7 separate regions of the Homo sapiens genome follow, and regions 1, 2, 3, 4, 5 and 7 are each linked to region 6. Evidence: chromatin loops called from intact Hi-C (ENCODE). Cell type or tissue: mammary epithelial cell. All regions are shown on one strand. Region 1 has its middle 16 kb from the start of DGCR5. Region 2 has its middle 65 kb from the start of LINC00895. Region 3 overlaps CDC45 (cell division cycle 45). Region 4 overlaps DGCR2 (DiGeorge syndrome critical region gene 2). Region 5 overlaps LOC105372859 (a long non-coding RNA gene). Region 6 holds the start of SEPT5-GP1BB (SEPT5-GP1BB readthrough). Region 7 holds the start of UFD1 (ubiquitin recognition factor in ER associated degradation 1).

Evidence for each region. A loop is a pair of places that touch in the nucleus more often than their neighbours do. Peaks named below come from ENCODE experiments on the same cell type or tissue, not always from the same donor. Only the 100,000 strongest peaks of a DNase experiment are listed, where the experiment ranks them.
Region 1: a loop joins it to region 6, with 20 times the contacts of the local background. A loop is called at or near these places in 3 of 110 quality-filtered maps.
Region 2: a loop joins it to region 6, with 11 times the contacts of the local background. A loop is called at or near these places in 22 of 110 quality-filtered maps.
Region 3: a loop joins it to region 6, with 13 times the contacts of the local background. A loop is called at or near these places in 9 of 110 quality-filtered maps.
Region 4: a loop joins it to region 6, with 10 times the contacts of the local background. A loop is called at or near these places in 3 of 110 quality-filtered maps.
Region 5: it touches region 6 in a loop (4-fold over the local background); 10 of 110 quality-filtered maps call a loop at or near these places.
Region 7: it touches region 6 in a loop (6-fold over the local background); 11 of 110 quality-filtered maps call a loop at or near these places.

What each region holds. Positions count from the first base shown.
Region 1 is chr22:18,952,127-18,956,126 of GRCh38, forward strand. No RefSeq gene overlaps it. Among named protein-coding and RNA genes, the nearest start is that of DGCR5, 16 kb to the right of the region's middle. In mammary epithelial cell, a CTCF peak has its summit at 2,449 (motif pointing right); no DNase peak of the experiment used is centred here.
Region 2 is chr22:19,630,263-19,634,262 of GRCh38, forward strand. It overlaps the pseudogene LOC100129254. Among named protein-coding and RNA genes, the nearest start is that of LINC00895, 65 kb to the left of the region's middle. In mammary epithelial cell, a CTCF peak has its summit at 2,119; no DNase peak of the experiment used is centred here.
Region 3 is chr22:19,494,294-19,498,293 of GRCh38, forward strand. CDC45 (cell division cycle 45) reads left to right here. Exons shown (of 19, transcript NM_003504.5): 6 at 34-89; 7 at 1,688-1,736; 8 at 3,093-3,154. Among named protein-coding and RNA genes, the nearest start is that of CDC45, 16 kb to the left of the region's middle. In mammary epithelial cell, a CTCF peak has its summit at 1,789 (motif pointing right); a DNase peak (open chromatin) is centred at 3,128.
Region 4 is chr22:19,104,481-19,108,480 of GRCh38, forward strand. All of the region lies in intron 1 of DGCR2 (DiGeorge syndrome critical region gene 2), which reads right to left. Among named protein-coding and RNA genes, the nearest start is that of DGCR2, 16 kb to the right of the region's middle. RefSeq lists an enhancer at 1,654-2,154. In mammary epithelial cell, a CTCF peak has its summit at 1,935 (motif pointing right); no DNase peak of the experiment used is centred here.
Region 5 is chr22:19,298,033-19,302,032 of GRCh38, forward strand. The region is part of intron 1 of LOC105372859 (a long non-coding RNA gene); the gene reads left to right. Among named protein-coding and RNA genes, the nearest start is that of CLTCL1, 8.3 kb to the left of the region's middle. In mammary epithelial cell, a CTCF peak has its summit at 2,146; no DNase peak of the experiment used is centred here.
Region 6 is chr22:19,716,044-19,720,043 of GRCh38, forward strand. It overlaps SEPTIN5 (septin 5), which reads left to right. Exons shown (of 12, transcript NM_002688.6): 3 at 3,559-3,655; 4 at 3,763-3,849. It overlaps SEPT5-GP1BB (SEPT5-GP1BB readthrough), which reads left to right and starts at 1,177. Exons shown (of 12, transcript NR_037611.1): 1 at 1,177-2,775; 2 at 3,559-3,655; 3 at 3,763-3,849. RefSeq lists enhancers at 1,112-1,753, 1,754-2,394, 2,742-3,242, 3,243-3,743 and silencers at 1,810-2,229, 2,240-2,419, 2,396-2,566, 2,971-3,150. In mammary epithelial cell, a CTCF peak has its summit at 2,088 (motif pointing left); a DNase peak (open chromatin) is centred at 2,088; H3K4me3 peaks cover 947 bases.
Region 7 is chr22:19,475,420-19,479,419 of GRCh38, forward strand. It overlaps UFD1 (ubiquitin recognition factor in ER associated degradation 1), which reads right to left and starts at 3,774. Exons shown (of 12, transcript NM_005659.7): 1 at 3,664-3,774; 2 at 51-183. The coding sequence starts at 3,666. RefSeq lists a silencer at 3,541-3,610. In mammary epithelial cell, a CTCF peak has its summit at 2,390 (motif pointing left); a DNase peak (open chromatin) is centred at 3,742; H3K4me3 peaks cover 2,424 bases; H3K27ac peaks cover 2,978 bases.

The DNA of each region.
Region 1 (4,000 bases), 760 kb before region 6:
GATGCTGGACAGGCTGTGTGCAGCTCCCGGTTCTCAGCGGGTACAGAGATCCCAGGGAAAGCCGTGAGATGACTCCTGCACTTGTCCTGCCAGCAACCTGCAGGGGTGGGTGGGATCAAGAGTGACAGAAACCGCAGGCACCAGGCATCCCCCCAAAAGAGCAAGGGGGCTCTGGGTGATGTCCTGGAGGGGCAGGAGCAAGGAGGGAGGCCAGGGGCACCGAGGGCATCTCATCACATGGGCTCTGTCCCAGCCACAGTGCTGTCTCTCCCAGAGCCCTGTGTAGCCTCCTGCCCATAGGTGAAGACCCAGCCTCAGCTCCCTGCACGCAGCAGGCCCACCCATCCATCCATCTGTTCACACCAGGAAGCCCAGAGGCAGGTGGATGGCCTCTGTCCTGGCAGTGCAACATTGCTGGAAGCATCCTCCAAGAGTCACCCATCCCCACAGACACTGATGGAGGACAGCAATGATGCTTCCTGACAGCAACCACCATTCACTGAGCATTCAGCAGGGGTGGGTGTCAGGGTCAGCCTCCACCACGTCACTGTGGGAACAGCCCCCAGGACCCGCTAACTCATTTTATACATCAGGAGGAAAGCCAGGGAGCACGGTACACTCTCCAGCTACCGTGGGGCCAGCACACTGTCCAGCCACCTTGGGCCAGTGAAACGGAAAAAGTTCCCTTGTTGCCCTAGCAGTGTGTGTGAGAAGGGGAGTGGCTCGCTTCTTCAGTGCTCCACTGCCCAAACCTCTAGGGGAGCTTACAGACGGGCAGGCTGTGGAGCTCCGACCCCACAGCAGTGTCTAGGGGTGAAGGTTTACAGCTGAAGCCCCAGTGGGCGTGTGTCACGGGGGCTTTTTTAGTTTGTCGTCTGTAGGGTGGCTTGTGTTAGTCAGAGGGCTTTCTGGATCCTGGGGTTCTTGCCTTTGTGTACCAGAAGAGTCAGATCACACGTGGACTTGGAGAATGAGTGCAAGGTTTTATTGAGGGGAGGTGGCTCCCAGCAGATAGGGGAAGCTAGAAGGGGGTGGAGTGGGAAGGTTTTCCCCTGGAGTGGGGCCGCTGTGCACCCGGGCTGTCCTCCAACTGCCCCAGCCAAACTCCGCGTGGTTCTGCCAGTCAGTGGCCTGCCAGCATGCCGGTGCCTATCAGTGCGTTCATCTCGACATCCAGCCGCCCGTGTGTGTCTCCGCTGATGTGCTCCTCTCCACGTCCAGCTGCCTGTGTCTGCCTGCTAAGGTCTCAGGGGATTTTATAAGCACAGGATGGGGGCGTGGCAGGCCAGGGTGGTCGTGAGAAATGCAACATTTGGGTAGGAAGTGCCTGTTCTCACCTAGGTCCGTGGGGTTGGAGCCCTAGTCTGGGACCATGCCCTCCTCTACCCAGCACTTCCTTTCCCTGCTTCCGTATCATTTAAATGGACCACACTTTTCCCTTCCCAGCACTTGCCTTCCCTATCAACAGCACATTCTCTAGCCACCATGGGGTCAGCACACTCTCCAGCTACGTCGGGCCAGCAGCGGCTGGGCTCCAACTCAGGTCTGCACCAGACCCTCATTCTTAAACCCCTGCGTCTCGGCCTGCCCATGTTCCAGCTTCCCCAAGTCTTGACTCCCAATGTCCCAGCCTCCTTGAGGTCTCAGTCTCCCTGTTCCAGGCCTCAGCCTCCCCTGAGTCCCTGCCTAGCCCAGTTCCTACCTCCCACTTCCCCTCCCCAGGTCTCTGCTACCATGGCCCACCCAGCTGCACCCCCACCCCACACTTCTCCTGGGACCCAGGAGGCCACTCATGGGCTAAGCCTGGTGGCATCTTCATGTAAACCTTGCCCTGAGCACACGCCCGTGGCTGTGGCTGCTGACTTTCACTGTGCATATTAAATGCCATTAAGATGGTTGCGATTGGTTTTCAGTGTCCAGAGGACTGCAGCACACGGAGAAACAGCCGCCCTGCAGGGCCTCTCCCCGAGCTCTGGCGGGTGAGCCCTTGTGGGAGGGGCTGGGGAGCTGGGACCCATTTAGGGTGTGGTTGGGGGAGAAGGCAGGAGGCAGGTGGGACCTCCCCCGGAACCTCTCCTGAGACACCCTAAGGGCTGGGAATGGGAGCTACTTGGTGGGGGAACCCAGCAGGGGTTTCCTGTCCCCGGGCTCTGGCCATGACGAGGACCCTCCTGCTGTTGCCTCTCCCAAGGCCACTCGGCCCCTGCTCACTGTGCAACCTTACAGAGCAGCTCAGCCTCTCTGAGCCCCTCTGTCATCTTTAGCCACTGCCCACCAGAGTCCCCTTGGAGCTGCTGGCCAAGGCAAGGCTGGGCAGGGGCTTGACATAGGCTCTCACGCCTTCAGATGCCCTCAAATGGGATTCAACCCCGTCTTGGCTCCTGAGACCTCCCAGCCTGGGGTCTGAGGGTCTGTCCAGATCTGCAGGTAGATGGCTGGGCCTGCAGGGACAGAGGCGGCCGGCGGAGGGCAGCAGAGGGCCGCAGAACTGAGCGGCCGGCACTCACCAGGCCGGGATGTGGCCACCCTGCATGCAAGCAGCCCTGCCTCTGCCCTGGGTCTTGTCCCACCCCCCAGGACACCCAGGCCCTGGCTTGGCTGCGGCAGGGAGGCCAGGCCTCACCCCTCTCCCTCCTGACACCTGCCCAGCCACTGGCTTGGGCCGCCGCCCTCCAGGCCTCTCCTGCCACCCACCCCAGCACCAGGCCCCCTGATGCCCCTGCTTCCCTCCCAAGGGTCCCTCCTAGACACCATCCTGGCCCAGCCAAGATGCCAGCACAGGATCTCCCCAAAACACTCTGGGCCCTGGAGGACAGGGTGAGGCTCCGGCACCTTCCAGGTGGCACTCATGATGGACAATCTCAGGGGCCACACACCCTGGACCCACCTCCCCCAGTGCAGAGACCCCCACGGCAGGCTCTCAGCCGTGAATATGGACACACAAGGCTCCCGGGACATGGGCAAAGGGTTGACACTGGCTCATAGTGTGGGCACCATGTCACAGGGCGAGACGGAGACTCAGCCCCCAGGGTAGCGGCCAGTGCTGACCTTGGGCTAGGCCAGGGCCTGGCCATGCTGAACCAGGTCTGAGCATCCTCAGGGGCCAGCCTCTCCCTGTGGGGTCCCCACAAAGGTGGCCATGGGCTGTCCTCTGATGACAGGAAGCCCCCCTTCCCGTCAGCCCCGTCTGTCAGCTCCCTCTGCCCTGGGGTGAGGCCTCTATGGTGAGGCCCATGGTCCTGGCTCCAACCTCGCACTCCTCGGGACCCACTCCCATGCCCGGCTCCCTGCCAGACCCACACACCCAACCCAGCTAACACCAGCCCCACCCTGTCCTGCCCCACGGGGGCAGTGCCCTCCACTCTCCTTCACTGGTCCCCTCTCCGTCCTCCTCTCACCCACTCTTAAGAAACCTCCCACACATGAGCACCCGTCCGTCCCCACACCTGCTCACCAGGCCTGGCTGGGCCTGACCCTCTCCTGAAGTGAGGGCTGCAGCCTGGTCGGCTCAGCTCATCAGCACAGACTTGTTTCTGTCACAACAGCTGATGAGGACTGAGCAGATCATGGGCTAGCCAGGTCTCCATGGCCTGCCCCAGGCACCGTGATGTTCCAGGATGGTAAAATGAGGGAGGAGGTCCAGGTGGCTGACAGCTGGCTGAGGCAGAATGCGCTGATTGGCGCTGCCCAGAGGGGAGGTGGACCCCTGGGCTAAGGGAGCTCCAAGGAACAGAGCTGAACCCACCACTAACAAAAGATGGGCCAGAGCCAGCACCGTATGCCACAGCACGCAGAACAAAGGCCTCGTGCCCTGTGCCCAGCTGGCCGTGTGTCCCCTCCAGGCCCGTCACTGGGCTTCCTGACCGCCTCATCTCCACTGTCTCTGGTAGCCACCCTCATTGTACCCTTCTCCATGGTGCCCTCTGAATGAGGCCACCATGTCCGAGGGGACATGGATGACTCCAGCTGGCATGGCCTTGCCCATCCCTTGGGGCTGCAG
Region 2 (4,000 bases), 86 kb before region 6:
GTACTGTGTTCCCCCAAATTCACTTGTTGAAGTCCTAAGCCCTGCTCCCTTAGAATGTGGCTGTATTTGGAGACAGGGTCTGTAAAGACCTGAATGAATTAAAATGAGGTCATTAGTGTGGGCCCTGATCCCGTATGACGGGTCTTCTTCTTCTTCTTCTTTTTTTCTATAACATCTAAAGTGAGATTTATTTGTGTTAAGCTTTCAGAACATTTCAGAACATTTGCTGCGACTCAGGTAAAAATAGGTAAGTATTCACAGAATATGTTAAGTCTAGAGTTCAGAAAGTTATTTCAACTAAAATAGGTCAATCCTCACATCTGAAATCACTTAGACATTACTGATGTATTTGGAAGTGTTTCTGTATAGATATTTTAGGCTGACGGTGCTCAGTGCTTTAGGGGGTCAGGTAAACCCAGTTCTCGTTTGTTCAGCGGTGCCTCATTTCCACTACATAAAGCTTGTTCTCCAGTTCCACCACCAATGCCTACTTTACGTGATGTTGCACTGTGTTGGTGCCATGTAAGGTGATTATATTATGAAAGGCCTCTAGACCACCTTGTTCAAATGTAACAGCTGGTTTCAGTAATTCCAGGAGCAAGGGAACTGTCTCCAACAATTCTCAGGTTGATAAATTTGATTTTCCAAGTATTCTCCACAAAAGGGCAGCAGGTGAGCCCAAAACTTTGTTCAAAAATGCCCAAGCAAGTGTTCCCTCGATGTCCCAGCAGTTCCCAGCAGTTCCAACCATCACCAGCCCATGAAGAGAAGAAGTACATTTCTACATTGGGCTGAGAAAAAGAAATTCTTCTTTTACTAGTGACGGCAAACGGAGACTCATGATTTCTGTCCCATGGTAGTCCATCCCTTTTTTTTTTTTTTTTTTGACGGAGTCTCGCTCTGTTGCCCAGGCTGGAGTGCAGTGGCATGATCTCGGCTCACTGCAAGCTCCACCTCCCGGGTTCACGCCATTCTCCTGCCTTAGCCTTCCCAGTAGGGGACTATAGGTGCCCACCACCACGCCCGGCTAATTGTTTGTATTTTTAGTAGAGACGGTGTTTCATTGCGTTAGCCAAGATGGTGTTGATCTCCTGACCTCGTGATCCGCCCGCCTCGGCCTCCCAAAGTGCTGGGATTACAGGCGTGAGTCACCGCGCCTGACCTCTTTTTTTTTTTTTTTTGAGACAGAGTCTTGCTTGGTTGTCCAGGCTGGAGTGCAGTGGCGTGATCTCGGGGCACTGCAGCCTCTGCCTCCCAGGTTCAAGTGATTCCCTGACTCAGCCTTCCGAGTAGTTGGGACCACAGGCATGTGCCACCACACCTGGCTAATTTTTGTATTTTTAGCAGAGATGGGGTTTCACCATGTTGGCCAGGCTGGTCTCAAACTCCTGACCTCAAGTGATCCACCCACCTCAGCCTCCCAAAGTGCTGGTGTGAGCCACCACACCCAGCCAGTCTATCACGTTTTGTTCTGACTTGTTGTAATAGAATCTAAGCTGAGTCTATCACGTTTTGTTCTGACTTGTTGTAATAGAATCTAAGCTGGACATCATGCTGTGGTTCCCATTCATCTTGAGGTGGTCCCAGGAAAGAATTGTGAGAATTAAGAAGTCCAAAGACCCGGTGACAGAATTCTCCCAGGCAATGAAAATCAACCTTTTCAGCTTTTTAATCTTTTGCCTGCTGTCGAAAGAGCTGGATGTCCTCTGTCTTTGTAACTGGCTCTGGTGTTTCCTTCAATTTTGGCTGTGATTGCTTTTATACGCTAAATAAGACTGTGTTTTTTAGTAACTGGAGGTATAACAACCACCCCCTGGTGTTGCCAAGTACTTAAATGTGACCAGAAAGGTGGACGTTTTTACGCCTCAGAAGTTCTGCCCTTGGACTGTCCACTAACATTACATGAAAGGTGCTCCAAATCCTCAAATCAGCAAGTGCTGCCCATGACATGGATAATCCCGGAAGCTGCGCCATTGTCACTGCCACCACCTCCTGGCGGGCCCAGCTGCCTAAGCCTGTGTAGTGGTTCCGAAACGGGAAAGGTTCCTTTGTCCGCCTTGCAGGGTGTGGGATGGGGGTGTGGCTCGTTTCTTCTGTGTCCTGCTTCTCCCACCGCTAGAGGGGGCATACAGATGGGCAGGTTGTGGGGCTCAGGCCCCACAGCAGGGTCTAGAGATGAATGTTTACAGCTGAAGCCCCAGTTGGCGTATGCTACTGTTTGTTCTTTTAGTTTTGCTGTCTATAGGCGGCTTGTGTTAACCAGCTCAATTAGACCCTCTACTTGTCGCGTGGACAGAGGGCTTTCTGTATCCCGGGTTCTTGCCTTGGTGTACCGGAAGAGTCGGATCACACATGAGCTTGGATAATGGGTGCAAGGTTTTATTGAGTGGAAGTAGCTCTCAGCAGATGGGGGAACCAGAAGACAGATGGTTTTCCCCTGGAGTGGGGCAGCTGGGTGGCCCAGACACTCTTCCGACTCCCGGCCAAACTCCACGTCATTCCGCGATCAGTGGCATGCCTGTGCCTGTGGGCGCATTCCTCTCGCCAGCCGGCCACTTGTGGATTCCTCCGCCAGTGTGCTCCTCTCCACGTCCAGCCGCTCCTGTCTCTGCCTTGCTAGGGTCTGGGTTTTTATAGGCGCCCGATGGGGCGTGGCAGCAAGAGCGGTCTTGGAAAATGTAAGGCAGGAAATGCCTGTCCTCACTTAGGTCCGTGGGGGTGGAGCCTTAGTAAGAAACGGTCTTTGCTTTGGGAGGCCAAAGTGGGAGGATCACTTGAGCCCAGGAGTTTGAGACTAGCCTGGACAACACAATAAGATCCTGTTTCTACCAAAAAAATTAACCAGGTGTGGTGTTGTGTACCTGTAGTCACAGCTACTGAGAAGGCTGAGGTAGCAGGGTCAGAAAACGCCCTCCTATACCCGCACTTCCCTTGGCACTTCCCTTACCCCCTTCCGTATCATTTAAAGGGACCATGCTTCTCCCTTCTCAGCATTTCCGTATCAGTTTCAGAGCAGTGGATCTGCCATGGTGGCAGGGATTCCCCAGGATTCTGCCTAAGCGGGGTCTGAGACTAACTGGGTTCTAGGCCCCGAACCCCCTCCACTCCCAGGCTCCAGTGACCTGGGGTCAGCATGAGGCTTGGGAAGGAGTGGCTGTGTTCCATGGCACAGGTCTGCCCTTACATTGGTGGTCTTTGGGCTGCACCAGGCAATTGGTGACGGTGCTGCACAGGGCCATGAATCTCCTCATTGTCCAGTAGCCCAAGTAGGTTACGACAGCCCTCCGTCTCTGGAGAGCTGAGTCCTGACATCTCGACCCCCGGGACAGAGGGAGAGGACGATGGCAATAATGTTGCCCCTGTGGCCCACCAGGCCCGCACCTTGGCAACACACACCAGAAGTCATGGCAAGTGTTCTTATAAGAAGAAGAGATTAGGCCTATAATCCCAGTGCTTTGGGAGGCCAAAATGGGAGGATCGCTTGAGCCCAGGAGTTTGAGACTAGCCTGAACAGCAGAGTGAGATCCCATTTCTACCAAAAAAAAGTTAGCCAGGTGTGGTCTTGTATATCTGTAGTCACAGCTACTCAGAAGGCTGAGGTAGCAGGGTCACTTGAGCCCAGGAATTCAAGACCAGCCTGGGCAATATAGCAAGACCCTGTCTCTACAAAAAATTCAAAAATTAGCCTGGGACTATGCCTGTAGTCCCAGCTACTTGGGAGGCAGAGGTGGGAGGATCATTTGAGCCCTGCAGTGAGCTACGATCATGCGACTGTGCTGCAGCCTGGATGACAGAGCAAAACCCTGTCTCAAAGAAGGAGAAGAAGAGATTAGGACCCAGACAGGCACAGAGGAAAAGGAAAGACCCCGTGAGAACGCAGGGAGAGAACGGCCATTGACAAGCCAGGGAGAGAGGCCTGAGAAGGACCAACCCTTCCAGCCTCCAGGACTGCAAGGAGTAGGTGTCTGTTGTTTAAGGCGCCCAGCCTGTGGTACTTCAT
Region 3 (4,000 bases), 220 kb before region 6:
CTCCACCTTTTGTTCTCTTTGTCCCTGTATCAGGAGATAGTGGAGCAAACCATGCGGAGGAGGCAGCGGCGAGAGTGGGAGGCCCGGAGGTGAGTCTGTGCTTCCAGCTGCTCCCAGCACCAGAAGCCCACTTGCCTGGGGGTCTGTGGTGCCACCCATACCTCTGACTTCCTGTCTCAGGATAATTTATTGAGTTTAGAACCTTTGGGCCAGTGGCTCTGGGAGTGAACCTGTGGCCGCTGCATTGGAGAAGAGCTCCAGGTTGTTCGCCGGTCCCATGAGTGACAGGACAGCCCCAAGGTCTCCCAGGTACATGCCATCCATTAGAGACCATGGCCCTGGCTCTTTATTTTTATCAAGTTTTTCCAATGTAGATACTTTGATTTACAAATTATTTATAAGAAGTGCTCTAAAATGAAAATATTGGAAAGGTTATTCTAGCTTGAAGTGAGCATGCAGCAGCGCCCTTGAGGTGGGTCCCGGGGGAAGCCCTTGCTGGATCTCTCATGGAAGGTCTCCCAGGCCATCCAGCTGATGTTCCCCCTGTTTCAGCTGAGGGCATGCACTCCTGCCGCTGCCACAGGAGGAAGGCTGCCCCCTCGGATAAGGACAACGTAAGACAGGTGTGGTGGCTCATGCCTGTATTCCCAACACTTTGGGAGGCCCAGGCAGGAGAATCCAGGAGAGTTCAAGGCTGCAGTGAACTATGATTGTGCCATTGCACTCCAGCCTGGGTGACAGAGCGAGACCTTGTCTCTAAAAACAAACCAAAAAAGGATAATATAAAACCATTTCAGGAAGCATAAGGAAAGAAAAGTGAAAATAATCCATAATCACACTGCCTAATTAAAAGAGATTCTGGGTTTGGGTTTCTATTCCTGGGTTATACATACTTGTGCATATTTTACATGATACATCTGATTTTGCATCTTTCTACTTAATATAACCATTTAAAATAGTTCTGAACAGGCTTTCTAAACAGCCTAGTACTTAATTGGCAGTTTCCCTTCTTTTTGAAATGTAGGTTACTTCCAATATTTTGCCATTATAAATAAGGCTTCAGTGAATTACTTTGTGCACACAGCAAGTTTTGTCTTGCTTTTTCCTTTGAATTGTAATTATGGGACAATTTCTCTGAAATGGAATTCTGAACTATACCACTTTACATCATACATTGCCACTGGCAGTTTGTGTTAATTTCCCAACGTTACACATATACATTCTGCTAAAGAGTCAATAAGTGGCCAGGTGTTGTGGCTCATGCCTATAATCCCAATACTTTGGGAAGCCAAGGTGGAAGGACTGCTTGAGCCCAGGAGTTTGAGACCAACCTGGACAACATAGTGAGACTTTGTCTCTATTAAAAAATTTTTTTAAAATTAGCTGGGTGTAGTGGCACATGCCTGTAGCCCCATCTACTTAGGAGGCTGAGTTAGGAGGATCACTTGAGCCCAGGATGTCAAGGCTGCAGTGAGCTGTGATCACACCACTGCACTTCAGCCTGGGAGACATAGCAAGAACCTGTCTCAACAAAAAAGAAAAAACCAAGAGTCAATATGTGAAAACAAATAGTACCATGATTTAATTTGCATTTCATTGAATACTGTCAAGTTTAGCATTTTTCCAAAATATTTGGCTTCCTGTACTGCTACTTCCTGTTGAAGACCTGCATTTTATGTCATTACAGAAGAGACATCCTCTTTGACTACGAGCAGTATGAATATCATGGGACATCGGTAAGTATGAATAGGTGGAACTCACTATAAAGTTCTGACTCCAGGGGTCAGTGTCCTCAAATGTGAAGAAGAAACGTAGATTTTAGAGCCACAAAAGCCTGGTTTGAATCTGAGCTCCATGTCTTCCCCCTGTGTGACCTTGGGCAGGTGTTGCAAGCTCTCTGAGCCTTAAACATCTCCTCCTCTGTAAAGAGAATAATCCTCATTTCAGAGGTAATTATTAAAATGGTCGTTTGCACCCAATAGGTGATCAAAGAAGAGCAGCGTTTATTTTTGTTCATCAAAAACACAGAATGAGTTTGTACCAGTCTCTGTGCGAGAAGATAAAACGCTATAGACTTATAATGGCCCATCAGTGTGTGTCTTTTACAAAACAGAATTTAGTGTAGAAAACCTACTATGTCAATAGTGTTGAGCAGAGCTCAAGGCCTTAAGGAGCCCTAGAAAATAAGTTTCAATAAAACATCCTGTATTTAGTCTTAGAATTTAATACTGGGACCTTGAACTCTAAGCACCGTATTTCCAGTGTCCCTTTTATTGTCAAGGTTCCATTGTCCTTTGAAGGATCATCCTTTTGCTGTCTCTGCTCAGTCCTTGCTAATGGAAAATTCTAAACAGTTGGTGGGGAGGGTGCTGATGCTCACTTAGAGAAGATAACTCCCTCCAGATATATGGGGCCAGTTCCCTTGGAAATTCTCTCCCTGGAGGAAGCCCGCATCTCACGGCAAAGGGGATCTTAGGGTCTTCTGGTCAGACACCAGTCTTCCTCAAGGTCTTTTACCAAATAGAGACCCTCTGCTTATGGGAGTTAAATGCTCCGATGTGGACAGCCCTGTTGGAAAGAGAGGTGCTGAGGCCCCTCCCTCTTTAATATTCAAATAATTGGACCCAGGGCTCTGCCTCACCTGGCCTTCCTGGGAATGTGTTTGAGGACGCCAGCCAAGCAGGAGGAGTGTGCGGATGCAGAGCCAGGCAAATGATGGGGTCTCCTGGCCTTTGGGATTCAGTGCCTGCCTTGGGCATCACTGAGGAACACAGGGAGATACAAAGAGGCCCCAGCCAGTGCTGCACCCGGGCTGCCCCTACCAAGTGAATTCTTCCCTTGCTACAGGATAAAATATACAGACAGTAATGATTTTAGGTAGCAAAGGAGTTACTTTCAGTCTTCCTCTTCTCAGTTTAGCGTGTACTCATCCCACATGTCGGGCTGGAATCCACCCACATGCCCTGGCCAGGTAGACCCTCCATCCGCAGGGGTTTGCCAGGGCCCTTCTGGCTCAAGTCCAGTCTGGCTGCATGGCCCAGCCCCAGCACATGCCCCTCCCATGAGCCTTAGACTTCTCTGCTTCCTTACAGTCAGCCATGGTGATGTTTGAGCTGGCTTGGATGCTGTCCAAGGACCTGAATGACATGCTGTGGTACGTAGCCCCTGCGGCAGCTGTGTGGGAGTATTTGTTGCCTTGGTCAGTGCCACATAAGCAGCTCTGTCCTCCCACAGGGAGGGTGTTTCCCTTGTCCCCACCAGGAGTGTCAGATGCAGCCCCTTTCTGGGTATGTGTGTGATTTTGGTCTTTTTCCTAACTGTGAAGCCCTGGGAGCTTCACACAAACATGGGACTTGGAGTGTCGGAGAATGCAGAGGAAGAGAATACAGTACAGCTTCACCTTCCCCACTCCTGCTGCTCAGCCTGTACTCAGTAAAGTCAAGTGACAGGAGGAGTGTGAGATTTGAAGGAGGCAGCCTTTGCAGTGGCTCACATCCTTAATTCTACATCCGTAATCCCAGTACTTTGGGAGGCCGAGACAGGAGCATCACTTGAGTGCAGGAGTTTGAGACTAGCCTGGGCAATGAAGTGAAACCCTGTCTCAAAAAAAAAAATTGTCTGGGCATGGTGGCTCACCCCTGTAATCCCAGCACTTTGGAAGGTCAGGAATTCGAGACCAGCCTGGCCAACATGGTAAAACCCTGTCTCTACCAAAAATAGAAAAAAAAAAATTAGCCAGGCGTGGTGGTGGGTGCCTGTAATCTTAGCTACTCAGGAGGCTGAGGTAGGAGAATCGCTTGAATCCGGAAGGCAGAGGTTGTAGTGAGCCGAGACTGCGCCATTACACTCCAGCCTGGGCGACAAGAATGAAACTCTGTCTCAAAAATTAGCCAGGTGTCATAGTGTGTACCTGTAGTCCAAGCTACTCAGGAGGCTGAGGTAGGAAGATTTCCTGAGCCCAGAAGTTCAGGGCTGCAATGAGCTACAATTGTGCCATCGT
Region 4 (4,000 bases), 610 kb before region 6:
GAACAAGAGGGAGACAGAGTACTAGCAGAAGCACACATGTCCACAGTTACATCACTAAGAAAATCAAAACATTTCCAGCAAAGAAATGCAGGAGAAATTCCAGCCCATCTGCTCGCACTACTCACAGCCCACTAAGATAGGTCTCCACCAGAGCAGTCTGAGACCCATCAGACACAGACTCCCACACCCGGGGTAGGGGACACCCATGCCCTGCTGGAGTGCCCAGAACAGAAGGTTCCAGCATCCCTGGCAGGCCTGCTCACACCTGGCAGTAAAGCCTTACTGCACATTCTGTCTTGGAAAGAGCTGGCAGCTGCTTCCCAGTGGGGCTTTCCCACAGGTCATTTCACCTTCCATACAAGTTGCTACTAGGAAAGGGAGATTTGTCCAGCACACTTCAAAGCAGCAGCAGCAGCAGAGGGGAGAAGGTTTGGAAGCCAAGGGCTGGCTGGGCTATTGTAACAGGCGACCACGCATCTCCAGGAGACCAGAGGTGTGGATGCTGGGTTCTGCCCTGGGCCAGCCATCTCTTCTCCAGATGCCCTCAAGAAGGGACAGAGGGCCGGGCACGGTGGCTCATGCCTGTAATCCCAGCACTTTGAGAGGCTAAGGCGGGTGGATCACCGGAGGCCAGGAATTCAAGACCAGCCTGGACAGCATGGCAAAGCCCCATCTCTACTAAAAATACAAAAATTAGCTGGGCGTGGTGGCGCACACCTGTAGTCTCAGCTACTTGGGAGGCTGAGGTGGGGAGAATTGCTTGAACCTGGGAGGCAGAGGTTGCAGTGAGCCAAGATCATACAACTGCACTCCAGCCTGGGTGACAGCATGAGACTCCATCTCAAAAACTAAAAAAATAGGGAGGACAGAGACCACTGTTGATAGCACAACTAAAAGACAAAACAGAGGGCATATTGCTCGGTGACCTTCTAAATGGAGGGGTCACCTCTGTCCTGAGGCAAGAGTGAATAATAAGGGCCTTGAATGGGGCCTCAGAGATGGCCAGCATCTGAGCCACCAGGGGCCATGGGCAGGCCTCTGGCAAGCACCCATTCTGAACAGGTGCTGCCCAGTGGGGAAGGGAGCGATGCACGCTCTGGAAGGCACACTGTACTCCGGGGCCCCAGAGGGACTTCGGGACCAGATAGCTTCATGGGATGTGCTATAACTCCAGAAAGGGACGCGGCTGGCGATGGAGGAGTGCATCATCAGAACACCAACCTGCGTCAGACAGAGAGCAGACCTGGGAGGGCAGAGCTAGGAAGTGAGGAAAGGCAGGACCTGGCATTCCAAACAGTGCACAGACCATCCCAGAACCAACTGTGATCACATCACAAACTCCCTGCCTTCTCTACAGTGCTCAAATGCCATCTGCCCTTTTATGGAGTCCAAGGGCCACCTCTAACCTTCCCGCAAAGCCCCACATCCAGGTTCTTGGGGGTCCCGGCTCACCAGTCCCTGCAGCTCTCCCCTGAAGCCCGTCTAGCCCCTTCCCCATCGCTGCCACTGCCCCGTAGCACCAGCAGGCCAGCACACAACCTCCCCACCCCTGTAGCTTCCTGGAACCACGCAGGGAGACTGGCTTGGAAAGACGCCCCAGAGATCCGTTGCGAGACAAACAGCAGGCTTCAGCTCCTGGCCCGTGCAACCCTGCTCAGCCTCGCCAGGCTGCTTCCTCCATCTGTAAAGCATGGAGGTGACCATCCTGCCCTGCCTATCCCTCCTGACTTCCACGGAGGTGATGAGGCCCAAAAGAGAAAATTACTCCAACAATGCTCAGCTGCTGAAGTTTCACATATGCCACCCTTAGGAACAATCCTGGGAGGTCCTCTGCAGAGATAAATGCTCTGAGAGGGACCCACAAGGGCAAAGAGAGGATGGGAGGCAGGAACCATGGCCAGGGGTTCTGTGCAGTTTGACCTGCCACTGCGTCTCAGCAGCAGGGGGCAGTGAAGACTGCTGATACCTGGAGGCCTGAGCATCCTCTGTACTGGCAGCCACCAGGCTACAGCACCAACGATGCCAGCATCTGAACCTCAAGCCACAAGGAGCCCAGAGGCCAGCCGGCTCCTCACCCATGAGGGCCCAGAGTTCAAACGGGAACAAGACATGTGTGGCTCATGGAAAATGATGAGATTGGAAGTTTCATTAGCAAAATGTGAAGGAAGGCCCGAAGCTGTTCTATGTATTGAAACCCCCAACTAGTCCAGCCAGCTAGCTTCTCAGAGGGGCTGACCCGCCTACTCAGTGTCCCACATCAAGTTGGCAGCAGCAGAATGGGCATCAGAGGTCAGGCTGTGGGCTCTTTGACCCAAATCCCCATCCCTGAAGCCAGCAGAGCCCCTGGGTGGGGCTCTGCATTCTGACTCCCTAGAGGACCAGGTCCAAACTTTCCAGTTCTGAGCCATTTCCTTCACCGAGACAGCAGTCAGCAGAGCCTCTGGGGGCTCACTGCACAAAGCCCAGGGATACCAGAGCCCCACCACCAGTCTGGTGCAGAGCCAAGGATGTACCAACATATTGTACTTTTTTTCCCTACCAGTGGCCAGTTACTAGAACAAAATATTTTACACCTGCAAACACTCCTGCTGTGGTTTTGAAATATGCCTGCAACTTCTTTGATATGGCTCCCTAAATGGCAGTAGCTCCCCAAACACATAACCACCAAACCCATTTCCAAACAGCCCCCGGGGCAAGTGGAATCTCTGAGTGAAGGCTCCACCCTCAGTCACTCCTCCCCTGGACCCTGGAGCTCCTGACTCCCCATCACCACCACTGGAGACAGGTGGCCAGCTCTCCTGCAACAGTGGAGAGGGAGTAGGGTTGCCAAGCGCTAGGGGAGTGCCAGCCACTTTCTCCCACAGCCCAAGGGGTCACAACACTGACACTGGGGAACACCACACAAGAACAAAGGGACAAGGCCTATGCTTCAGCATTTATTTCTCATAAATAACAAGCATTTTCTACCTCCAGGAGAAGAAGTGATCACCACCTGCTACCATCTATCTGTAGATGCTGTCCAACCAAAACACTGGCTCAGCTGCTCTGCCCTGTGGCTTCTCCTTAGGCAGATGTTTGGGAAAGAAGGCCCTGTTTAAAATAAGTTATCCTAGAAAAGAAGGGAAGGTCCTAAGAAAAAGGAAGGGATCATATAAGATGAAAGAAGAGAAAGGCAGGTCCACCAAGCATACCTATTCCATGAGTGACACTTTCAAGAAAAGAACAGCAACTTGCAATCAGTCCTTATTTCATGGGGGTTCGGGCAGGAGGGGCTACATACTTGGGAATAAGACCAGGGCAGGAGGGTGGGACAGAACTGGAGCGAGAGCTATCTCGCATCTGATGTAAACATCAGCCAGCAGTTTCATCCAACACTCGCACCACATTTCGATCATAGCCACAGGATAGCGCAGCCAATTTCTCTAAGAGAAAGAACAGCTGTAGTCAAATCAGATTCCTGAATGCTCATTTTGCATGTGCCAGGCAGTATATCAAGTGCTTAGAATACATTATTATGAATCCTTAAGACAACTCATTTGCTCCTTCCATGAACACCGCCGTGTACCTCCTAGGGGCCAGGTGTTGTACAGGACACAAGTGAGAAGAGCAGGAGGAGAACCATAAGGTGTCTGCCCCCACGAAGCTCAGATTTTACTAGGGAAGGAGAAGAACTTCGTAACCTTGGGGTAGGCAAGGATTTATTAGACAAAAACAGAAAGCATGACCATAACAAGAAAAAATGATAAATCAGACTTCTTTAAAATTAAAAAAGTCTTTGATCAAAAGCTTAGTAAAGATACACAGACCACACTGAGCACAGTAGCTCTCACTTGTAATCCCAACACTTTGGAAAGCTGAGACAGGAGGATCACTTGAGCCCAGGAGTTGGAGACCAGCTTGGGCAACACAGGGATCCAGTCTCTACAAAAATTAAAATAAAAATATTAGCCACATATGATGGTGAACACCTGTGGTCCCAGCTACTCGGTGAGGGTGAGGT
Region 5 (4,000 bases), 420 kb before region 6:
AGGCAGAGCTTGCAGTGAGCCAAGATCGTGCCACTGCACTTTAGTCTGGGCAACAGAGTGAAACTCTGTCTCAAAAAAAAAAAAAAAGTCAGAATTTAAATATATAAAATCTATAGTAAGTCAGAACTGGGGTAATCCAGGCATCATCTGAGAAAGGGGTATAAAAAAGGTTAGATTTGTAGTTGATTGAATAATTGGTCCCAAGTCTTAAGGCCTTGTAAGAGTTCTATTCCTCTGCACTCTTGCCATGGCTTTGTAGTGGATTGAGGGTGCTTCTTCACCCCTTGGTTCCAGGTTTCACCCTGTGCCTTGCTTCAGCTCATTGGATGTTAGAAGTGTGATATGAGCAGAAATTTAACTGTCCCACATTGTTTGGATTGCACTCTTGCACTTCTGTTGTGTCCGTGAGTACAATTTGTCCCCCCTAGCCATTGCCTTTTGAGCTTGGAGCTCAGGATGGCATGTATAAAGTAGATCTCAGCCCAGTCTGCATCTTGGATGCAAGATTAGCTAAGATTGGCCAAACTCCAACTGAACCACTGACCTGTGAGTGAGAAAAAATAAGTAAATGAGATTATAAACTACAGAGATGTTGAGGTTGTTTGTTATGTGAAAATAAGAAATTCAAAATCAAAGTGGTTGGAACTTTAAATTATTTTGAACCTTAAAGAAATGTGGTTATGAGGCCCAAGTCATACAACAGGCAGCTGTAACCTAGGCAGCTGTAACCTTTGTTCCTCTAATTATGGATTAGCTTTTTCTTTACCTACATTGTTTTATAAAATGTTGTAAAAGACTAAAGGATGCCAGAGAAGACCCTTTCTCTCTTAACTGTTGATCTTCATTATAGATTAGCTTCCTTCTTTCTTCTCTTACACAATGACCTCACAACTATCACATTGTCTAAAATAAAATGTTAAATATTCTCTTATACTCCTTTAAATTGGGAAAGAAAACAAGCTATAACTAATAAAGTTGCAGTAACTCATAAACTACCCTTGTATGAAAAATGTAATTCTGTTAAATTTCTTTGTTTGCTGCCTATATAAGTAAGACCATAACCTTTCAGCTTGGGATCACTGACCCCATTCCTTTGGGGTCTGTATTTCCGGATATTCATCCTCAACTTTGTGCTTGCATAAACTCTTAAACTGGATTCTGATGCTTTAAATTATTTCAGGTTGACATACTAGTGACCCAGATGGGACCTGAAGTTAGCTTCTGCCACTGACTCCTGCTGTTTTGCTAACAGATAGGTGGTACCAGTACAGACTGTTGCTGGAGTTTATGGGAGCCCTAAGTGAGACCCCTCTTGCATTTTGAATCTCCCTGGCTTAGATGAGATTCGTATATTGTTCAAATGACCTGATTCCATACTCAATGGGGCTGGAATTAAAGTTCTACTTTAAATCTTTAAGGTAGGAGTTTCATTTCTTATCTCTCGAGAGATTCTGTTGTTTGCAGGTTTACGGTTTCATTCTTTTTTAAGGTTAAGGTTTTGTTTGCCTTACTTGCTAAAGTTTGCAACCTTTTCTCTCATGCAAAATCTGGTTAAAGGAAAAGCAGTTTCCCTTTAATAAGATATGAATTTCTGTGGCTTAAGCAAAATTGTGACCTTAAACTAGCCAGGTTTTGAAGCTCAGTTCAATTTGGCACATTTAAATTCTTTTTTTGAGTGACCAAAAATTTATAAAAGACCTTTATTGGCTGGGCACAGTGGCTCACTCCTGTAATCTTAGCACTTTGGGAGGCCGACGCTGGAGGATCACTTGAGACCAGGAGTTCGAGACCAGCATGGGCAACATAGTGAGACCCTGTCTCTGCAAAAAAATAAAATAAATAAAAATAAAAAAAAAATAATTAATTAAAAAAAAATCTTTATGAGAATGTGATAAGTCCTGAAGGCAACGTACACTGTTCATCCTGACCAAAAGGCACCTTAGGTGACTGAGGTCTTGTAGGAGTGCCAGAGATTATCACTTGTGATGAGAAATGGTCACACAGGGGATCCCCAAAGAAGAACATACAGGGAAATTTGCTTAAATTCAGTAAATATATATAAGGTACTGATGTCCCAGTGCCTTAAGCTCCCAGAATTTCTGGGTTTCACTGAGACACATAAGAGGAAAGAACTGATCCAAGGGTAACACACGGGGGAGCTATTCCCATAAATAATACATTTGATCCAAAACATCTTTCCCTTTCACTTAAGAGGAGAATACAAATTATAGGCGATCAGCTATCTAAAATAGAGTCCTCCTTGTGGAGAGGTCCATCTTTAGAGACTCCAGCTGGATACCTGTACAGTACTTACGGTTTTACTTCTTGTCATTATTTAGAAAAATTGTCTCTTGAAGAACTCACGAAGAACCAAAATTGCAATGGCCAAAGTAGGGTACTTTGAAATGCCTAAACTAAATTATTTGTGTGCTCAATTAGAAAAATCCGGTTCTGGCCGGGCACCGTGGCTCACGCCTGTAATCCCAGCACTTTGGGAGGCCGAGGCGGGCGGATCACCTGAGGTCAGGAGTTCGGGACCAGCATAACCAACATGCAGAAACCCCATCTCTACTAAAAATAAAAAAAAATTAGCCGGGTGCGGTGGCACATGCCTTTATTCCCAGCTACTCAGGAGGCTGAGGCAGGAGAATCGCTTGAACCCAGGAGGCGGAGCTTGCGGTGAGCTGAGATTAGGCGTCATTGCACTCCAGCCTGGGCAACAACAGCGAAACTCCGTCTCAAAAAAAAGAAAATAAAAAAGAAAAAGAAAAATCGGGTTCTAGGATAAAATAGAATAATTGGGAGATTTATTTTTAGAGGTATTTAGAAGCATCCAGAAGAGGTTCTGATAAAGTTACTTCACTGCAGGAGGAAAATAAAAGATTGCCTAAAGGCTGGGCACGGTGGCTCACGCCTGTAATCCCAGCACTTTGGGAGGCCGAGGCAGGCGGATCACAAGGTCAGGAGATCAAGACCATCCTGGCTAACACGGTGAAACCCCCATCTCTACTAAAAAAATACAAAAAAAAAAAAAAAAAAATTAGCTGGACGTGGTGGCAGGCGCCTGTAGTCCCAGCTACTCGGGAGGCTGAGGCAGGAGAATGGCGTGAACATCGGAGGAGGAGCTTGCAGTGAGCCGAGATCGCACCACTGCACTCCAGCCTGGGCGACAGAGCAAGACTCCATCTCAAAAAAAAAAACCAAACAAACAAAAGGTAGTCAACTGGCATAAAATATAACCATATATACAAAATCCAGAGTCAGTTATGTTATACTTTGAAAGATGTAAAAAGACTTTTAGACAATATTCAGGCTTATGTGAGGTGAGTGATGCTAATCATAAAAATGATACTTTCCTGGGCTGGGTGCCGTGGCTCACACCTGTAATGCCAGCACTTTGGGAGGCCGAGGTGGGTGGATCACCTGAGGTCAGGAGTTCGAGACCAGCCTGACCAATATGGTAAAACCTCGTCTCTACTAAAAATACAAAAATTAGCCAGGCGTGGTGGCATGCACCTGTAATCCCAGCTACTTGGGAGGCTGAGGCAGAAGAATCACTTGAACCCAGGAGGTGGAGGTTGCAGTGAGCCAAGTTGCGCCATTGCCTCCACCCTAGGCGACAGAGGGAGACTCTATCTCAAAAAAAGAAAAAGAAAAGATACTTTCCTCAACTCCAACTTTATGAATGTTCTAGATAAAGAATTCACTCTAATAGTAAAGAGACAGTGCCTTAGTTGGGCCACTTCTCAAACCCATGATTTGATTAATCTTGCTGACGGGTCGTTGTGTACTTTAAAGAAGAAAAAGATAAAGAGGCCATACCAAAGAATAAAGTGAGTAAAGTTATGAATTTGCAACTAAAACAAGTATCCACCAAGTGTAGACAGTCAAAATACCCCAATAAACCTTTGAACAGGTCTAATCCTTCAATCTGTAATAACTACAATAAAACTGGCCACTTTCCAAAAAAGATTACTGAAAACTAAAACAGAAGGAATGA
Region 6 (4,000 bases):
CCACTGCTGTTGGGTGCAGCCAGGTTCTCTTGCCCATTACTGCAGGGTGGGGACCCCCTCCTGCTGAGGTGCCCATCGTTTGAGGTCAACCGGGAGTCCACCTCACCCCATCCCAGGCCTCCCAGGCCTCCAAGCCCAGAGGAAGAAGGCACTGTGTGGCCAAGGAAGGGAGCCCCGGAGCAGGAGCCAGGCCAGGTGTCTGGGTGACCAGTGGGTCTGGGGGAGCTGGAAGCACATGGCAGCTTCCCTGCTACCACCGTTGCTGAGCCTCAGCCTGTCCAAGCATTCTTTTTGCTCTTTGAAAGGGGGCTGTAGAGGCATTGGGGGAGTTCCGTCACTACGCTCTGTGCCCCCACCTCCTCACAGGCAGCACCGGTGATCTCTTGGCCCTGGCTGCTGCTCCCAGAGCTGACTCGGGTGATTCTAAGAATGGAAGTGCCAGAGAGGCTCAGGCATTGGGAGGAGATGGGCGCAGCTGTGTCATATGGCTCAGGAAGCCCTGGGAGTATCTTTTGTCACTTGGGGACCAGAGAAAGGGGGTGGCAGGTACGGCCCCTTCCTTGAGGCTCCCCCAGGGAATCCACAGGCCCTGACTGGGCCCCAGTGGGTGGCAGGGCAGGTGGGTTGAACGCTGAGAGTGAGATTCTTGCCCTCCTGACCTGGGCCTCCCCAGAGGCTGTGCCTTACCAATGGGGAAACTGAGGCAGGCAGTCTGAGAGCCACACACTCTGTTAGACACCTCCTAGCCTGAGGCCTAGGCCCAGGGCTGTCTGTCTTCCTGGAGATGCCCTGGGCCTGAGATGCCAGCCTGTCTGGGTGGGTGCTGGGCTTCGAGGTGTGGACCCTCAGTTGGAAACTGGGTGGGACTCAGCCTAGAGGCTTCCTGCAGGTCAGGGCCATGGAAGGCTGGGGCCAGTGAGGAGGCTTTCTGGCAGCAAGGACTGAGGGATGCACTGGTAGAGCTGGGGGGCCTGGAGCTGCCCCCTTTCCCTGGGATGAAAGGCTCTCCTGTTCCCAGCTGTGGGCCTGCCCCTCCTCCCCAGGTGCCAGTGGTCCAGGCCCCACAACAGGACCAGGGCCTGGACAGGAAGTGGAGGAGGTCTCTCAGCCAGGAGAGCCTAAGGGAGGGCTGGTGGCGGGTGGGGTGGGGTGGGGTTGGGGCCTCCAGCTTCTAATGTTCTAATGTGCAGGGGCTTGGCCTGACCAGTCCTACCCTGGAACCTTTCCAGGCCCCATGTCCTGCTCCGCTGGGCTTGCCTGTTGGGATTCTACTGGGGTCATGGAGGTGGGTGGCCCACAGAGCGGAGCTCGGGAGACCCCCGCAGTCCCTGGAGTAGCCACATGGGAGGGAGGCCCGGCTGGCAGGAGCTCCCAGTCCCTCCAATCCTGTGGGTCAGAGCTGGTGAGGATGCTCAGAGGGCAAGGGAATGTCCACAGAAGCACGTGGGAGATGGGTCCCATCCCACCCCCACCCCTGTCTCTGAGGGCAGGGCCACCTGAGGGCTGCAGGGCAGCGCATGGGTGGCCGGCGTTTATTCAGCAGGCTGGCGGGGGCTTCCAAGTTTTGCAGGGACCTCCAGTACTCCGGCAGCCTGCACCCTTCCTTTCCCTTCCCTTCCCTTCTGTCCACCCTAAGCCTCCTAGGGGACAGGCAGGCTGGACTTCAGAAAAGGTGGGCTCTGCCCTCCTCCGGTCCCCCGAATGTCTTGGGAAAGAGTCCACCAAACACACATGCACACACCCGCGCACACGCACATACCCAATGCATGCACACACGTACACACACACGCATACACGCATGTATACACGCGCACACACGCAGGCATTACACACACACACATTACACACACACACCCGCACGGACGCGCACACACAAACGCGCGCACGCACGCACGCACGCACGGGGGAGGTCAGCCCCAAGCAGGGCTGGGGAGGGGTGCAGGGCGCGGCGTGTCTGTGGGCACTTGGGGCGTCGAGACGCCGCCGGGAGGTTTTCGGGCAAGTCTGCGAGAAGACGGCGGGCCCTGAACTGGGCGGGTACCCGCGCTGTTGCGCGTGGGTCCCGGGAGCGGCCTCCGGCGCCCTCTGGCGGGCGGAAGCCGCGCAGCACCTCTTGGGGGCGGGACGCGCGGTGGCTACCGACTCCCGGCCCGCCCCGGCCCGCGTGCAGGACCCGGTCGTCCCCTCCTGCTGTCCTGGAGCCCGGACTGAGGCCCCGGGGGCGCGGCAGGGCTCCCGGTCCACGCGAGCCATGGCCCGACCGCGCCTCGGCTCAGCCCTGCCCTCCGCAGCCGCTTTCGGGTGGCTCCGCCCGCGGCCCAATTTCCAGGCGACCGTTTCCCGGCGACGGCGGGCGGGGCCGTCTCTGCCGCCCCCCGCCGCGCGCTCCGCGGGCGCCTGCGACGCCCCGCCTCTGGCTCGGGTGCGGGAGCGGGGCCTGCCCGGACTGCGACGCCGCCACAGCTTGGGGCCAGTTCGCCCAGTCAGGGGGATGGCTCGGTCGGCCTCGGGGGTCGACGATCCCCCGGGTAGGCGACGTGCCCTGTCCAGGCCTCACTTCCCGCGTCCGCAAAACGGGGTGGACAACGCAGCCTAAGGCAGAGCCGCGCCAAGGTCCCTCGCTGTCGCCGGGCTCTGGCGGCCTGACCGGGCCTGGGGTCCGAGCGTGCCCCCGGGCCTGGGGGGGTCGCCGCGATGGACTCGCTGGCAGCGCCCCAGGACCGCCTGGTGGAGCAGCTGCTGTCGCCGCGGACCCAGGCCCAGAGGCGGCTCAAGGTGCGTGTGTGGAGAGGGCGGAACGTGGGTCTGTGACCCCGCGGGCTCCGGGACTCGGCATGGGGTCCCCGTCCCCGCGCGCCACGGCCCGCCAGCGCCTAGGCTCAGCCCTTCCCTCCGCAGCGGCCTCGCAGGTCCGCGGCCCCACGGTGGGGCGACGTGCCCTGTCCAGGCCTCACCTCACGCGACTCCAAAACGCGGCGGAGAATGCGGCCGTGGGACCCCTCCAGGGGCCCCAAGGGTCTGCGGGGGCTGGGCGCCTGGGCGCGCGGGCGGGGGAGGCTCGGCGCCGCGGTCTATAAATAGGCGCTGCTCCGCCACCGCCGCTGCCGCCGCCCCCGCGGCTGGATCCGGGCCAGGTGGGGCCTCCCGCCCCCTGGCACTCTCCGGAGGGGTGAGTGTCGAGGCCCCCAGCTTCTCCGGCTTATGGAGGGCCTTGAGTGTGTCCCAGGGGTCCCAATCCTGCTGCCCTCTGCCCGAGGAGGGAGGACATCGCCTGTGCCTGCTGCGGCCTGACATCTCCCCACGGAATAAATACAGTGTCGGTCCCTGCAGAGCCCTCCCTGGGATTGGGGCCAGGGGTGCCTTCTCCTGCCACCACCTCGCCTGCCTTCTTATCTCCAGGCTTTTGCCCACGGGCCCTCCCCTTATTTTTGCCAACGAAATGCCCCACCCTGGGAACCGTACCCTCTGCTGTCTCCTCATACCGCATTTGGTAAGAGACAGGGTATTGGGCTTCTGGAGAAACCTTTGTGTCCCTACCCTGTTCCATCCTGTCCCCAGGACATTGACAAGCAGTACGTGGGCTTCGCCACACTGCCCAACCAGGTGCACCGCAAGTCGGTGAAGAAAGGCTTTGACTTCACACTCATGGTGGCTGGTGAGTGGGCCAGGCTCCTCGGGGGAGTGGCTGGGGTCACTGGCCAGCCAAGCTCTGTCGTTGGAGCCCCAGACCTAACGCAGCTCCTTCTCTGTACCTGTGTGCAGGTGAGTCAGGCCTGGGGAAGTCCACACTGGTCCACAGCCTCTTCCTGACAGACTTGTACAAGGACCGGAAGCTGCTCAGTGCTGAGGGTGAGTGGCCCCCAGGAGGCCCTGGCACTGATCCCCAGTCCCCTTCCATGGGACCTCTCCAAGGACTCCCTTTCAGGTCCAGCTCCCACTGTTCTGTTCTCGCGGTGTGGGTCCCCTGGGGGTAGGGCCAAGGCACCAAGATGGATGAGGA
Region 7 (4,000 bases), 240 kb before region 6:
GCAGACTTAGGGCAGGAAAAGTTACTATTCAAATAAAAACAAGCACATACTCTTCCCTCCTTTCTCCACATCTGACCTGTCATTAGGCCCTGCTAGCATGGACACAGAGAAGCAGCGGTACTGTGTGGAGAAGCGGTTTTGGAAGACCCTGGGAATAGGGTGGTCGAACATGTTGAAAGAGAACTAGAAGGAGGAAAGAGAAACAAGTATTAAAACAAAGGTACATTTCTTCATGTCAAAAGCCAAAACATGTCAGAGTAATTAATGCTACTAAACATTGTCAGAGAACACAATGTACTGAAATCTTCAATGTAATCTTACTAAATACAAAACAGGCCATGCCAAGCCTGTCCTGAACCTTTTTCAGGGCTATGCTCCCATCTTCATCCTCAGGATCAAGGCCCAACCTCTTGCATACCTCAGAGACTTGTACTGACAGCCCCACAGACTCCTGCCTGGGCTAGTTCCTCTGCCTTGAACACTTTTCCTATTATCATTAATCTAAACAATATTTGTTAATTGAAACATCTCTTTATTGAGTGCCTACTGTCTGCCAGGCTCTGATATGAGCACAAGGGAAGCACCACTCCAGTGATGTCTGTCCACTAACAAAATAGATACCACCCCTGTCCTGGTGAAAATGACACTCAAAGCAAGAGAGATATACACTCCAAGCAACGGACACACACACATGTGTGTCTGGCAGTTCTGAAGACAAGCAGCAGGGTAAGTAGACACAGGGCTCCTGGGAATGCTATTTTAAATAGGTGGTTAGGAAGGGACTCTGCACAAAGACCTGAATGCTATGAGAGGGAGCCAGGCAAAAAAGAGGGAAAGACATTCCAGGCAGCAGGAAGAACAGGTACCCAGTGGTTGCACCCCTTCCCCTGGGTTCCAATTACCATCCTTTCCTTTCCCCAGGAAGCCTCTCTTGCTCTGCTGAGGGTCAGGTCTAGTGCCTCTCCAGCGTGCTCTCACAGCACAAAGTAGGTACACGTTACACTATGTTATGATGCTTTCTTACAGCAACAAGCAAAGCTAAAACATGATGCCATTAAAAAGATAAGATCCTAGATCTTAAACTGTAGACTAAGATGAGGCTTAGCAAACATGTATCAATTTGAAGGTTTTCTCAAAGTACAGTATTCCTCCCACCCCCCACCCCCATATCCACAGGGGATACATTCCAACATCCCCAGTGGACGCCTGAAACCACAGATAATACTGAAATCTATACATACTATGTTTTTTCTTATACATATCTACAATTTTCTTATACATATCTACAATAAAGTTTAATTTATAGGCTGGGTGCGGTGGCTCACGCCTATAATCCCAGCACTTTGGGAGGCAGAGGCAGGTGGATTACCTGAGGTCAGGAGTTTGAGACCAGCCTGGCCAACATAGTGAAACCCTCTCTCTACTAAAAATACAAAAATTAGCCGGGCGTGGTGGTACACGCCTGTAATCCCAGCTACTCAGGAGGCTGAGGCAGAAGAATCGCTTGAACCCAGGAGGTGGAAGTTGCAGTGAGCCGAGATCGTGCCACTGCACTCCAGCCTGGGCAACAGAGCAAGACTCCATCTCAAAAAAAAAAAAAAAAAAAAGTTTAATTTATAAATTAGGCACAGTAAGAGATTAACAATTAATAATAAAACAATTACAACAATATACTGTAATAAAAGTTATGTGAATGTGGTTTCTATTTTAATATTTTTGGACCATGGTTGACCTCGGGTAACTGAAACCACCTAAAATCTCACAGGAGGATATATATTCAAAAGAACTGGAGGCAGAATCAAGAAGAGATTTTTGTACACCCCGTATTCATAGCACAATTATTCATAATAGCTAAAAGGTGGAAGCAACTCAAGTGTCCAATGACAGATGAATGAATAAACAAATTGTGGTATGGTATATACATACAATGAAATATTATTCAGCTTTTAAAAGGAAAGAAATCCTGTCACATGGATGAACCTTGAGGATATCATGCCAAGTGAAGTAAGTCAGTCATAAAAGGACTTATATTTTATGAGTCCGCTTCTAGGAAGTACCTAGAGTAGGCAAATTCATGGAGACAAAGTGGAACAGAGATTGACAGGGGCTGTGAGGAGCAGAAAATGGAGAGCTATTGTTTAATGTGAGTAGAGTTTCACTTTTGCAAGATGAAAAAGTTCTGAAAATCTGTTGCTCGTGAATGTACTCAACACTATTGAACTATAGACTGAAAAACGGTTAAGATGATAAAAATTTGGTTTTTTTAACCACAACTAAAAAAAAATCTGTATTAGAGAAAATTTCTTGACTTGATTCCAAATATATATTTAGTAGAAGGAATGCCACCTACTGACAAAGCAGTTTACTAGCAACTCCAAAATTAGCAAGCTGAATTAGCCATCTCCCAAAATGCAAACATAGCATGTTCCCGCCTAAAATCTGGGATGGTTCTTTACTCCCTGGCACTCTAACACAGTAATTTCCAATCTTTTGTCTTTCTTCTTTTAAGCAGCATAACTGTTCAGCTAAATCTTGGCCAGAACCATAACACAGGAAATAGCGTTTCTGGGTGAACAAGGCCAGAACAGGGTAGGGGCTTGCTTCCCTTGAGTGCTTCTCACTAGCCAACCTATGTAAGCCATTTCTTCTCTTTGAATATAAAAGGTAAATCCGCACAAAGGGGCAACATACTTAACAACCTGCCTGCAGTTTACCCATGAACCCGACCTTCTGCCCCTTCTTTGCTGCTCCCGATCCCATCTCTCACTTTCCTTTTCAATCCCGAGACCTAGCACACTGCCTGGAACATATCAGGTATTCTTGAGTGGATGAACTCAAGAATAGAAATAAGCCAGGGTTTGACAGTGACACACTTGGGATAAAATCTAACAATCATTCCTTGTCTTTACTAAAATAAACAGGTGACAGGAAGACAATACCGTAGAGTGCTTTGCAGCCAGACAGACTTGGCTTCAACTCTCCAGTCCCTACTTCTGTGACTCGAATAAAGTACCTCTGTAAACGTTAGTTTTCTCATGTTTAAAATCATCATCATCCTTGCTTCCAAAGGGATTGTAGGGATTAAAAGAAATAAGCCGCGATGAGGGAGTACAGGTGTTAAAAGCTGTGTAACAGGAAATGTACCAGCAGGTATTAGCTTCCATCGTTATCATTACCGAACACAACACCGCTGTACAGATTCGAAGGCACGAACCCGTAGGCACGGAGCTCACGGAGCTGGGGCAAGAGCTGGGTGTCCCCCAAGAGCGGGGGATGCCCACTACGGATTCTCCCTGGGGAGCGCCCTGATTCTGTTCCCATCCCCAGCAACCTTGCAACTAACTTTGGGTTTATGGAAACCTGTTGCGCGTCCAGCACTTGGGAAACCCGTGAATGGACACAAACCTTCCTTTCTTTCGTCAAGGAGGGCAAGTCCGGCTGAGACAGAATGCGAGCCACGTTCAGGACCGGCGGACGCGACCACAGGCGGTTAGTGGTCAAGGGTCCTGCTTGTGCCCGGTGCGGCCGATGAGCCTGCAGGCCGGACTCAGGCCCGGGTGACTCGGCACCTCCGCCGCCGTCCCGCCCCGCCCTGCCCCGCCGGGCCCTACCTCAGGCCCCGGGCCAAGGCCCAGCCCCCGCCCGCTGCCCGTCAGCGCTTACCATGATGGACACCACCTGGCAGACTCCGCTCCTCTCAGGCAATGCAACGAAGAAACCCCGCCGACCGCTCTCCCAGCCGCCGCTGCCGCTGCCGCCGCGCCAAGCCGGTACGCCCCAGAGGCTCACCGGAAGTGCCGGACCCGAGACCCGGAGGGGGGGTGCCCGGGACAAAGCGTCGGCTGCAAAAGAGAAAAGGCCAGGCGAAGACGCTAGGCTCTAAAACACCCTCAGTAGAAGCATTAAAATGCCCTTTCGTGATTTATTTCCCCTTTTATAGGTATTTTTAAACGTTATTTTAAATTACGTGTTGACAGTATTCCCCTCCAGACGAATTTAG